Regions from separate parts of the Homo sapiens genome. Here region 1 is linked to region 2. The links are chromatin contacts, found by Hi-C or POLR2A ChIA-PET in ENCODE. All regions are on one chromosome and are shown on one strand. Each heading gives the region's core, a stretch centred on a gene start or an enhancer-like site at or near the end of the contact. The rest is flanking DNA. Distances are from core to core; before and after follow the strand shown.

Region 1 (6,493 bases), core at 3,373-5,872, 120 kb before region 2:
GCGATACTCTGTCTCAAAAACAAAAACAAAAAGTATGGAATTTTACTTTCTTGCGGCCCCCAGACCCTGTGGTTTGGAACATGGCTGTCCGGTCTAAGACTGTGTCCCCAGGCCCACAGGCGTGCTCAGAAGGGTCTGTGGGCTCCCCAAGGCCGGCCTGCCCTGGCCTGAGGCCCCCCTCTCTGCCCTCCAGCACTTCAACTCCATGCAGAGCCCTCACACACCCCTGGAGTTTTCCAGGTGGAAATTCTCCTCAAAGGCCCTCTCTGATTCTACATGTTCAAGGCATCTTGTCTCTGGGCCTACCACCTCCAACCCCCAGCAGGCCTGTGGGGTCCAAGATTGCGCCTCCCCACCAGAGCTCTGGGCCCTCCTCCCAGAGGGGGCAGTGGCCAAGGAAGGAGACAGGCCTCCCGGTGACCCCTGCCCACCTCTCCCTTCTCCCCACCAGTTCCAGACACATTTTCAATTTATCTTTCTGTGTTGTTTATTGTGCGGAGGCCAGGCCTCCCGGCCAACTCTGAGCTGGACGGGCCAGCCATGGTCCGAGACGTCCGTCCCAGCCAAGCCCGGAGCAGCCCCCGGTCTGCCGTCCCCTCAGCCGCCCCCGAGCCAAGCGGGCCCTGAGCTCTGTCCCGGCCGCACGCTCTTTATGAAGCCCCAGGGCCCGTCTTCCCTATTGTTTGCCTGTGTTTACAGCCTTGTGATTTTTTTCCAGGTGATGCCCCAGTCTGGAGGCGGCCTCCATGCCATCCTGCTGCGGCCTCTCTCCCTGCCCCCGGCTTCTCATCAATCATTTCATGGAGCTTTTTGCTGCGGCCGGGGTGGGAGACCAGACACCCACAGAGGAGCAAGCGAGGGCTCGGTGGGCGAGCTTGCTGGGGAAATGGCACTCTTTCTGCTGCACGCTGAGGGGGAGTGTGTGCATGTGTGTGCATGCACATGTGCATATGTGTATATGTGTGCATGTGTGTATATGTCTGTATGCATATATACATGTGTGTATGCGTGTATATGTCTATATGCACATGTGTCTGTGTGTGTGCATGTGTGTATATGTCTATATGGATGTGTGCATATGAGCATAAGTGTGCATGTGTGTATATGTCTATATGCACGTCTGCATGTGTGTGTGTACCTGTGCATATTAGGGTTTACAGGAGGCTCATTCCACCCCAGAACCTGCCGATGAGACCTTCCCAGGACAGCTAAGGACACAGGTGGGAAGTGTTCTGCTGTCCTGTGCAGGAAGGGGCTGAATTCTCAGGGTATCCCCAGCCCTCCTGAGAACTGCAGCCCAGGCTGGACTTCCAGGCCAGCTCTCCTCTGCGCAGGTGTATGCCCTGAGCCAAGTCCCCATCTTGCTGGGTCTCAGTTTCCCCTGGGGTGAAAGGGAAGTTGTATTGAACCCGGCCTTATAGCTTTGGACTTGGAAAGGCTGTGCCAGGCCCTGGCTGCAGTTCTAGGGCCTGTCTGTCCCTCCCTCCTTCAGCTATGGTTGCTGATCTTCAGGGCTCTTCCCAGACCAAAAGAAAAAGAAAAAAAACACATCTGTACAGATACATGCAAAATTCAGTAAGTTCCCCAAAGTCCCTCTGTGAATCTTCTAGTTAAAAACCTGCTTTATGGGCCAGGCGCAGTGGCTCACGCCTGTAGTCCCAGCACTTTGGGAGGTCGAGGCAGGCAGATCACCTGAGCTCAGGAGTTCGAGACCAGCCTGGCCAACATAATGAAACCCTGTCTCTACTACCAATACAAAACTTAGCGAGGTGTAGTGGTGCGTGCCTGTAATCTCAGCTACTTGGGAGGCTGAGGCAGGAGAATCGCTTGAACCTGGGAGATGGAGGCTGCAGTGAGCTGAGATTGCACCACTGCACTCCAGCCTGGGTGACAGAGCAAGACCCTGTCTCAAGAAAATAAAAACAAACCCTGTTTTATGGAGCTGGACAGAAAAGTCCTCAGGAGGCCCAGAACTTTCTGTAGCAAATGCAAAGGGGATGGCACTCACCCTGATATTCCCAGAAACGATCAAGAGACCCAGGGCTGCCCCTCAGGACCATCTCCAGGAAACAAAGTCAAAGGCAGTTCTCAGACAGCCTGAGGCCACGGAGGGGCTGGGTAGTCCTAGCCAGGGAGGGTGATTCGAGGTCGCACGTTGGCCCTGGATGGTTTGATGGAAAAGGAGGGTAGCCCTTCCCAGCTCTAGAAATTCAGGACTGGAGTGGTCATATTGCCGCTGGGCGGTCCTGGGCTGAGGCACCCGCACTGGTCCCCTGGTTGAGGTATAGACCAGAGACCACAGTTGGAAGGGATTCTAACTCTAGGGCCGAGGGGAGGGAGCGCGGGGACTGTGCAGGAGGACGCCTCCACCCCCGCAGTGCGTGTGCAAGATGGCAGGGCTCTGCAGCGCTTTCTCATTCTTTATGGTGTGCTGACAGCCAGGCAGAGCTGCAGAACACTTCCTAAGCCCATCTCTGTCCCTCGGGACTGGAGTTCTAAAGGCTGGCCATGGCGGTCAGATGACTATCCCCTGGGGCTCCCGAAAGCAGGGCCAGAAGGTTTGCAAACTCCTGGAAGACATCGATTCACAGGGCCACCTGCCCAGGGCTCCTCCCTGTGCAGGCGGGGGCTGAATTCCCAGGGTACCCCCAGCCCTGCTCAGAGCTGCAGCCTCTGTACCCCTGTGGCCCCCCAGGGCACCCCACCTTGCACCAGTCCCTGGAATCTGCACACTGGAGAACAGCCCCGGGCCCTCTGGGGCTGGCTGAAGAAAGGGCAGGTGGGACAGTAGTGGCTGAAAAGGGAGAAGTGTTGCCCCAAGGACATGGCACCCAGGACGTGGACATGGGGCAACCATCTCCGGGGCTTTCTGACCCTTTCTAACCCATTTCCACAGATCTGAGCCGGCAGGGGCCTCCCCCGAGAGACCTTCAGAGCCTGGGGTGATCAGGCTGGATTATCCTCTCTCCCTGTTCCCCCCACCTGGCTGCTGCAGACCTGAGAAACTTCCACCTGTCTCATACCAGCTGAGGGTGTCTGAGCAGCTGACATCAACCCCACAGATCTCCTGGACTGTGCTGGAAGGTACAGACAGGCAGGGAGGTTTCCCAATGGGTCAGGAGACCCTGACCCCATAAATCAACTGATCCTCAAGAGACAGGCTGGAGGGAGGGATGGTTCTAGAGAACCTGGCTCCTTGTTCTTCCCTGTGACAAAATCTGGCACCAGGAAGAGTTTAAGTGTGCAGGTGTGTGTGTTCAGGCATGTGTGTGCAGGCGTGCGTGTGCAAATGTGTGTGCAAGTGTGTGTGCAGGCATGCGTGTGCAAGTGTGTGTAGGCATGTGTGTGCAGGTGTGCGTGTGCAGATTGTGTGTGCAGGTGTGCGTTTGCAAGCGTGTGTGTGCAGGCATGTGTGTGCAGGTGTGCGTGTGCAGATTGTGTGTGCAGGTGTGCGTTTGCAAGCGTGTGTGCAGGCATGTGCGTGCAGGTGTACATGTGGAGGCATGTGTGGTCAGGCATGCATGTGCAGGTGTGTGCGTGTGCAGGTGTGCGTGTGCATGAACATGACTGTAAACTGGGTGCCCTTTCCCCTTCAAGCCTGTGGGTCTCAGTCCAGAGTCCACAGACAGCGTTAGAGCCTTGCCTGTGACTCAGAGGCAGGCCTTTCTCAAGCCGCCGTGCCGCCGGGTCGGGGGGAGGTCTGGGCCATGTGGCTACATCTGGGAGTCCAAGTTCAGGGCCAAGGATGGGCAACCAGCCCGTGCTCCCCGGTACACACCCATGTCCAACATCGCTCTCAGATGGCCCACCTTTCAGAGGAAGGAGGACCGGAGTTTGCAGGTCTTGGGAGAGTCCATGAAACACTGATACATACATTTATGTTCTTCCAAATCTGTAACAAAGCACACGAAAGAGAGAGCCTGCATTTCACGCATCTTAAACCACAGCCATGGAGCCCGTGCAGCTCATTCCCATTTATCATCCTTCCTGTGCACTAGAAACGTTCTGCGTCTCCACCAAACCCCCCATCCCCACCCCGCCCCCCAACCTGGCTTCAACCAGACGCTCGTAAATCTGTTTCTCTTGTTCCACACGAGCTGCCTGGGAAAAGGCCCCATTTGCTGCGTCTGCTCCTCCTTCCAAATGCTCGACGCCTTTGAGATTTTATGATTTCGGGTTATTGACTTGGCCTCCTGGGTCCCCCGTGGTAGGCGGCTGTTTGGGAGAGCGGCTGGAGGCTTTGGGTGACCTCAGGTTCACCCCTTGCCTAAACAGCGTTGGGGAGATGGTGCAAAAGACCTGCTGCTGCTGGCGGGTCCCGGGGCCTCATGTGGGAGCTCCTTATGGGGGCACAAACCCTGACCTGGGGCTAGCCTTCTGTGTCCCAACTCAGGCCCTGCACCCCACCCATTCTGAGCTTCTGGGCTCATTTCTCCCCAACTTCCTGAATCTGTGTTGCCAAAACCTCAGCTTCTGCTTCCCTTCCCAGCCTTAGCTCCTCCTCCCACTAAGAGCTCCCAAGGGAAACAGCCATGCGGTTGATGCAGGGCAAGGTGTGCAAAGGTCGTTCACTCCACAGCCAGGCCCCAGCCTCATCTGCGTCATGCTGCATGCTGCCACCAAGTGGCGGGGCTGGTTATTAGCTGGTATGGCCTGGAAGGGTGGTGCAGGTGGTTAAATATGTTGATTGACATTCAGAATGAAGGAACACCTGCCTTTGCCTGGAGGAAGCCCAGTCAAGAGGCAGAAGCAGGCAGGCAATACTAGAGCATTCTAAGTCCAGTGTTCAGGGTCACCGTGGCGCACACCTGTAATCCCAGCTCCTTGGGAGGCCGAGACGGGTGGATTGCCTGAGCTCAGGAGTTTGAGACCAGCCTGGGCAACATGGTGAGACCCCGTTTCTACTAAAAATACAAAAAATTAGCTGGGCATGGTAGTGCTTGTAGTCCCAGCTACGCGGGAGGCTGAGGCAGGAGAATCGCTTGAACCCAGGAGGCGGAGGTTGCGGTGAGCCAGGATCATGCCACTGCACTCAAGCCTGGGCGACAGAGCAAGACTTTGCCTTCAAATTAAATAAATGAATAAATAAATAAATCCAGTGTTCAGTAGTGTTCAGCAGGACTTGGGGCTTGGAGGAACCATCAGCCCTATCCAAGGCTCTTGGGGTGGGAAGAGGGGACAGCTTCTAAGTTAACCCCTGAAGGACCTATAACAAACCCCAAAGGTTGTATAGCAGGCGTGTGGCTCACTTGTAGAAATCCCAGGACTTTGGGAGGCCGAGGCAGGCGGATCACCTGAGGTCGGGAGTTCAAGACCAGCCTGGCCAACATGGTAAAACCTCGTCTCTACTAAAAATACAAAAATTAGCCAGGTGTGGTAGTGACTGCCTATAATCCCAGCTACTCAGAAGGCTGAGACAGGAGGATCGCTTGAACCCAGTACACGGAGGTTGCAGTGAGCCAAGATACCGCGCCACTGCACTCAAGCCTGGGCAACAGAGTGAGACACTGTTTCCAAAAAAAAAAAAAGGTTGTAGTGACAGAAAAGATGGATGATGAGTGGTACTTCCAGACAGAACCAGCAGCATAAGGAAAGCCCTCAGGCGAAAGAGACGTTTGATATGTTTGGCAAATGGGTTTTAGTGTCCACAGAACAGGGAGATGAAAGCTGGAGACATGGACTTTGGCCAGTTGTCATCTACAAAGCTGGGCCAGAGGGGCTGAGGTTTGCCTGGGGACAACAGTGTAAGCAGGGGATGACAGGATTAGATTTGAGTTGTAGGCTGGGCGCGGTGGCTCAGCCTGTAATCCCAGCACTTTGGGAGGCCGAAGCAGGTGAATCACTTGAGGTCAGGAGTTCGAGACCAGCCTGTCCAACATGGTGAAAGCCTGTCTCTACTAAAAATACAAAAATTAGCTGGGCATGCTGGTTCATGCCCGTAATCCCAGCTACTTGGGAGGCTGAGGCATGATAATTGCTTGAACCCAGGAGGTAGAGGTTTCAGTGAGCCGAGATCACCCACTGCACTCCAGCTTGGGCAATAGAGCAAGACCCTGTCTCAAAAAAAAAAAAAAAATGGAGTCATAGCAAACCATTCTTCAATGAGGAAAGCCGACTGGGGAAGAAGCTTTCCCCTACCATACGCCATACACCAAAATTAATTCTAAATAGGTCACGTAACTATTTGTAAAAGCTAAAATGATAAAACATTTCCAGAAGAAAACTCAGGGGAAAAAGAATTTTAGTTACTTTGGGCTTGGTAAATACTTTGGAAATACAATACAAAAAGCACAAAGAATACAAAATACACACACACACACACACACACACACACACACACACACAAATTGAACTTTACCCAAACAAAAAACTTTAGCTCTTCAAAGACACTATTTAGAAAATGATAAAGGCCAGGCATGGTGGCTCACACCTGTAATCCCAGCACTTTGGGAGGCCAAGGTGGGAGGATCACTTGAGGCCAGGAGTTTGAGGC
Region 2 (6,461 bases), core at 3,094-5,593:
TGCCTTGCACACTCACCTGGGGTGGGGGTATCCAAGCAGACCCCATGCTCCAGGTCTCTCTCCCATCATTGTCTCTCCTGGTCTCCTTTTTGCTGGTCTTTGGAGCTGCTTTCTGAGCCTGACTGTCTGTCTGTATCCCTCAGCGCCCCCATCTATGGAGCCAGCTCTGTCCAGGAGCTCAGCAGCTGGCCAGCCGGGTCCCTGCAGTTGTTTTTTTGGTGACACCCTTGGAAGAGGCCTAGGGGAGGATCTGTGGGGGTTGTTGGGTCTGCTGAGCTGGGCTGTTCCCTCCTCACCCCCGCACCAGGTGGCTGGGGAGCTGAAGTACCACCCCGAGTGTTTCATCTGCCTCACGTGTGGGACCTTTATCGGTGACGGGGACACCTACACGCTGGTGGAGCACTCCAAGCTGTACTGGTGAGTGCCTTGGCCCCTCCCTGAGCCTAGGAGGCCCACCTGTGTCACAGATCTGCAAGGGTGCTGACTCTCCCACACCCGGGCCTCCTGCCCTTTCCCATGGGGTGAGGTTTGTTGGGGCAAATGTTCATATCTCCTTTCCCATCCCGGCATGGAAACAAGTGAGAAATAACACACAGAAGTCAGTGTGAAAAAGCCTCAGACGGCCAGGCATGCTGGCTCACGCCTGTAAACCCAGCACTTTGGGATTCCGAGGTGGGTGGATCCCTTGAGGCTAGGAGTTCAAGACCAGCCTGGCCAACATGGTGGAACCCCATCTCTATTAAAAATACAAAAATTAACCAGGTGTGGTGGCGGGTGCCTGTAATCCCAGCTACTCAGGAGGCTGAGGCAGGAGACTCTCTTGAACCTGGGAGGTGGAAGTTGCAGTGAGCCAAGATTGCACCACTGCCCTCCAGCCTAGGCAACAGAGCAAGACTCTGTCTCAAAACAGAAAACCTCAGACGTCAGCTTTCTTACTGGCCATGACTGCAGCATGGTGCTGGCACAAACCACCAGAGGTGGGGTGGATGCCACAAGTTAAGGACACCATCCCCAGCATAACTGCTCCCTCTTTAGACACCAGCCACAAGTTCAGGGGTCCCCAACCCACTCACACTTCTGACCGACTGGCTACAAATTCAGGGACTCCCAAGACCCTGCCAAGTTTGATCGTTTGCTAACAGACTCACAGAACTCAGGAAATCCTCCATTTTTATCCCAGTTTTATTATGAAGGACACAGCTCAGGTCCGACCAAATGAAGAAGCATCTCCCCTCCCTCCCCTAGCACATCAATGTGATCACCAACCAGGAAGCTTCACTGAGCTTCAGCAGCCAGAGTTTTTATTGGGATTTCATTACATCGTCATGACTGATTGAGTCATTGGCCGTATGATCAAGCTTAGTCTCTAGCCCCCGTTCTTGGAGGTCAGGCTGGATGAAAGCTGCAACCCTCTTCAAATCACATGATGTATCTTTGCGGGGCTGAGTCATCTCATTAGTATCAACTCAGGAATAGTCTGAGGGGCTCATGAATAACAAAGATACCCCATTCCAAGGACTTAGAGTCTCCCTCCCAGGAATCAGGACAAAACCCAGACAGATTCTTTCTTATACAACACTGATCAAGCTGGATTAGAGGACAACGTGGCTTGATCCCAGATGGGCTTTTAATGACTTCCTCCTGAACTGGATTTATCCTCAGGCCTTGTCCTGGCCGCCTTACAGGATCACAGCGAGTAGACAGACCCGAATGACTCAGAGGGACGAGGGCTGGCTGGGCACGCACAGTTCCTGCTCCCAGTTCCATAGGAAGAGTGAAAGAAAAGAAAGCTGGCCAGGTGCAGTGGCTCACCCCTATAATCCCAGCACTTTGGGAGGCCAAGGCAGGCAGATCACCTGAGGTCTGGAGTTTGAGGCCAGCCTGGCCAACATGGTGAAACCGTCTCTACTAAAAATAAGAAATTAGCCAGGCATGGTGGTGCGTGCCCGTAATCCCAGCTACTCAGGAGGCTGAGGCAGGAGAATCGCTTGAACCCAGGAGGCGGAGGTTACAGTGAGCCAAGATCACACCACTGCACTTTTGGACAATTGCTAGCTTTCCTTTTCTTTTGAGACAGAGTCTTGCTTTGTCACCCAGGCTGGGGTGCAGTGTTGTAATCAACAGAGTGAGACTCCATCTCAAAAAAAAAAAAAAAAAAGGAAGGGATTGGGGGAAGAGCCTGGGGCTGGGGGCTGCAGAGATGCTGAAATTGATGACGCCCTTGACACTCTTTTCTTCCCACCCCGGCGGCTCTTGCAGCGGGCACTGCTACTACCAGACTGTGGTGACCCCCGTCATCGAGCAGATCCTGCCTGACTCCCCTGGCTCCCACCTGCCCCACACCGTCACCCTGGTGTCCATCCCAGCCTCATCTCATGGCAAGCGTGGACTTTCAGTCTCCATTGACCCCCCGCACGGCCCACCGGGCTGTGGCACCGAGCACTCACACACCGTCCGCGTCCAGGGGTGAGTGGCCGGCCTGCCGAGGCTGCCGTCGGTGTGGCTATGGCTGTTGATGTGGGTGGCAGAGTCTGGCACTGGGGGCCCTGAAAATGAATGGGCGAGTGTTTGGGTACAGATGGGGCCCAGTTCTGACAACCTGGTTTGCCAGATTTCTGGCCCAGTCATTCCTCTGAATACCATTACAAATGCCAGATACAATAAAAAGACATTTTCAACCGGGCATGGTGGCCCACACCTGTAATCTCAGCACTTCGGGAGGCCGAAGTGGGTGGATCACCTGAGGTCAGGAGTTCGAGACCAGCCTGGGCAATGTGGTGAAACCCCGTCTCTACTAAAAATACAAACGTAGCCAGGCATGGTAGTGTGTGCCTATAGTGCCAGCTGCTTGGGAGGCTGAGGCAGGAGAATCACTTGAACCCAGGAGGTGGAGGTTTCAGTGAGCCCCGACTGCCATTGCACTCCAGGCTGGGCAACAAGAGTGTAACTCTGTATCAAAAAAATAAAAATAAAAAAAACACACTCAAAAAATAAAAAGACATTTTCTTTAGTCCATGTCTGATCCAACAAGAAAGAGGAGGAACCAAGTCAAGAATGAGTGAAGAAGCTGGGCGCAGTAACTCACACCTGTAATCTCAGCACTTTGGGAGGCCAAAGTGAGAGGATCACTTAAGGCCAGAAGTTTGAGACCAGCTTGGGCAACATAGCGAGACCTGCATGTCTACAAAAAAAAAAAAAAAATTAAAAATTAGCCAGGCATGGTGAAATCACTGAACACATAAAGGCTGGGCATGGTTGCTCACACTTATAATCGAAACACTTTGGGAGGCTGAGATGGGAGGATCACTTGAGGCCAGGAGTTCGAAACCAGCCTGGGAAACATTGTAGTCACAGCTACTTGGGAGGCTGAGGCAGAAGGATCTCTTGAGCCCAGGAAGTGGCTACAGTGAGCTATAATTGCACGACTGCACTCTAGGCTGGGCAATGGAGCAAAACCCTGTCTCAAAAAAATGGGGCAGGGCTGATAAAGATTAGATTACTGTGTGACTTTGAGCAGCTGCTTTCTCTCTAGGCTTTGGGGGTCTGTTTGAACAATGAGGGAGTTGGATACCTTGGAGCTTTCTAAGATTTCTGTGGCGCCTTTATTGACACCTTGAGAAGTAGCATGCAGTGTTTCTACTTTTGGGCAATTGGTCACTTCTTTTTTTTTGAGACAGTCTCACTCTGTCGCCCAGTCTGGGGTGCAGTGGTGTGATACCAGCTCACTGCAACCTCCACCCACAAGGTTCAAGCAATTCTTGCACCTCAGCCCCCTGAGTAGCTGGGACTACAGGTGACCACATGTGGCTAATTTTTGTATTTTTAGTAAAGACAGGGTTTCACCATGTTGGCCAGGCTCGTTTCAAACTCCTGGGCTCAAGTGATCCTCCCTTCTCGGCCTCCCAAAGTGCCGGGATTACAGGTGTGAGCCACCGTGCCCGGCCCAAGTGCTAGCTTTCTCTCTCTCTTTTTTTTTTTTTCGAGACGGAGTCTCGCTCTGTCGCCCAGGCTGGAGTGCAGTGGTGTGGTCTCGGCTCACTGCAAGCCCCGCCTCCTGGGTTCACGCCATTCTCCTGCCTCAGCCTCCCGAGTAGCTGGGACTACAGGCACCTGCCACCATGCCCGGCTAATTTTTTTTTTATATTTAGTAGAGACAGGGTTTCACCATATTAGGCAGGATGGTCTCGATCTCCTGACCTCGTGATCCGCCCGTCTCGGCCTCCCAAAGTGCTGCGATTACAGGCATGAGCCACCACGCCCGGCCCTACCAAGTGCTAGCTTTCATTTGACGCAGTGAATGTTTCTTGTACACCTGGCAGGTGCCTGGCACTGCATAGGCACTGTTGAGATGTGAAGGTGGCCCTGGGGACAGAAAATTATACTGGGCTTGACTGTGTGTCTCCATCCCTTGACATCAGCCAAGCCAGCAGCTGCTTTACATACATGATGAGCAGACAGCTGCTTGAAAGAGATGAGGAAACTCCCAGACCAACGGCTCTTACCAGAGGGCCAAGGGAGGTCCCCACAGAGTCAGAGGCTGCAGCTGGTCCCTGAAATCCAGGCAGAATTTTAGAAATGAAGACAGTCAGCTGGGTGCAGCGGCTCATGCCTGTTATCTCAGCCACTTCGGAGGGCTGAGGTGAGAGGATTGCTTGAGCCCAGGAGGTGGAGGCTGCAGCAAGCTATGATGACACCATGCATTCCAGCTTGGGCGACAGAGCGAGACCCTATCTCTAAAATAAAAATGAAGAAGACAGTTAATGACGTCTCCTCCCTGTCTGCCTCACTGGGTAAGCATTCGCCCAGCCAACATCTGGAACATCCCAGTTCTGCAAAGAGCCACACCCTTCCCAGAAAGAGCCCAACTTGCCAAAGATTTACTTATTTGTTTTAAACTGGTTTTAGTTGACCGCTTTTCATTTTGTGTATAGCAGCGTTTTAAGGAAGGTCTAATTTATCCAGGCCACCTGCTGCTTTAGCAAACCAAGGGAGAGGATGTGAGATTCTAAGGAATTTACATATGTATGTCATATATATATATATATATATATAGACACACAATTTTTTTTTGAGACAGGGTCTTGCTCTGTCATACAGGCTGGAGTGCAGTGGCACAATCATAGCTCACTATAGCCTCAGATGCCTGTGCTCAAGCAATCCACTCACCTCGGCCTCCTGAGTAGTGAGACTACAGGCACACACCACCACACCCAGCTAATTTTTTAATTTTTTGTAGAGACTGAGTCTTGCTGTGTCGCCCAGGCTAGTCTTGAACTCCTGGGCTCAAGCAATCCTCCCACATTGGCTTCCCAAAGTGCTAGGATTACAAGCGTGAGCCACTATGCCTGGCTTATTTTTAAGGTTATATGCATGCAAAGCCTGTATCAATGAAAATATTTTCTTTGGTTTTTTTCAACTTTTCATCTTCGCATTTTGCAGATTTATAGAAAATTTGCTAAAATAATAAGTCCATTGAATACATACACACCCTTCACCAAGGTTCACCAATTCGTAACTGCCATATTTGGGAGTTATATGTGTGTCTCTCTATATATACATATATGGATACAGATACATATACATGTTTAGTGACTTGTTTATATTTGTACATACATGTACATGTTGTTATTTATTGATCGTTTGGGAGTAAGTTGCAGGGATCATTGACTCCCCCACAATTATGCTAGATATTCTCAAAAGAAGGACCTTCTCTTTTTTTTTTTTTTTTTTGGAGACAGGGTATCACTGTCATTGAGGCTGGAGTGCAGTGATGCGATCACAGCTCACTGCAGCCTCAACCTCCCAGGCTCAAGTGATCCTCCCACCTCTGCCTCCCAAGTAGCTGGGACTACAGGCACGGGCCACCACGCCTGGCTAGGCATTCTGTTATGTAATTATCAATTGTATCTTATAGTTCAGTGATCACATTTTGGAAATGTAACATTGATACCATTATCTAATACACAGACCATATTCAAATTTTGCCTATTGTCTCTATACTGAACTACTGAGCTGTCCTTTATAGCAATCTCCCCCTCATCCACAGTCCAGTCCATGATCAACATTGCATTTAATCGTCATGTGTCATCAGTATCTTTTTTTTTTTTTTTTTTGAGACGGAATTTTGCTCTTGTTGCCCAGGTTGGAGCGCAATGGCGCAATCTTGGCTTATTGCAACCTCCGCCTTTGGGCTTAAGTGATTCTCCTGCCTCAGCCTCCTAAGTAGCTGAGATTACAGGCGTGCACCATTATGCATGCCTAATTTTTGTATTTTTATTAGAGACGGGGTTTTACCATGTTGCCCTGGCTGGTCTTGAACTCCTGACCTCAAATGATCCACCCACCTCAGCCTCCCAAAATGCTGGGTTTACAGGCATGAGCCACTGCGTCTGGCCATTTCCTCAGCCTTTCATTGCCCTTCATGATCTTGACATTTTTGAAGTGTACAGGCCAGTCATTAA

What was found. Hi-C counts contacts between places; a loop is a spot of excess contacts on that map. ChIA-PET counts read pairs that join two places held with the same protein, here RNA polymerase II (POLR2A). Pooled maps may share reads with other maps.
Region 1: a pooled map shows a loop between it and region 2 (2.0-fold over the local background). The contact joins two enhancer-like sites. A Hi-C loop is called at or near these places in 2 of 50 pooled maps. POLR2A ChIA-PET finds 5 or more read pairs at or near these places in 2 of 52 experiments (AG04450 and Panc1).

Annotation. Positions count from the first base shown.
Region 1 is chr7:73,974,694-73,981,186 of GRCh38, forward strand. No RefSeq gene overlaps it. Among named protein-coding and RNA genes, the nearest start is that of ELN, 50 kb to the right of the region's middle. RefSeq lists an enhancer at 4,426-4,720. Within about 2 kb of position 4,623, at least 5 of the 41 ENCODE cell types and tissues checked have a DNase peak (open chromatin) inside an H3K27ac peak, as active enhancers do.
Region 2 is chr7:74,096,773-74,103,233 of GRCh38, forward strand. LIMK1 (LIM domain kinase 1) reads left to right here. Exons shown (of 16, transcript NM_002314.4): 4 at 308-417; 5 at 2,260-2,466. Among named protein-coding and RNA genes, the nearest start is that of LIMK1, 16 kb to the left of the region's middle. RefSeq lists an enhancer at 3,841-3,910. Within about 2 kb of position 4,344, at least 6 of the 41 ENCODE cell types and tissues checked have a DNase peak (open chromatin) inside an H3K27ac peak, as active enhancers do.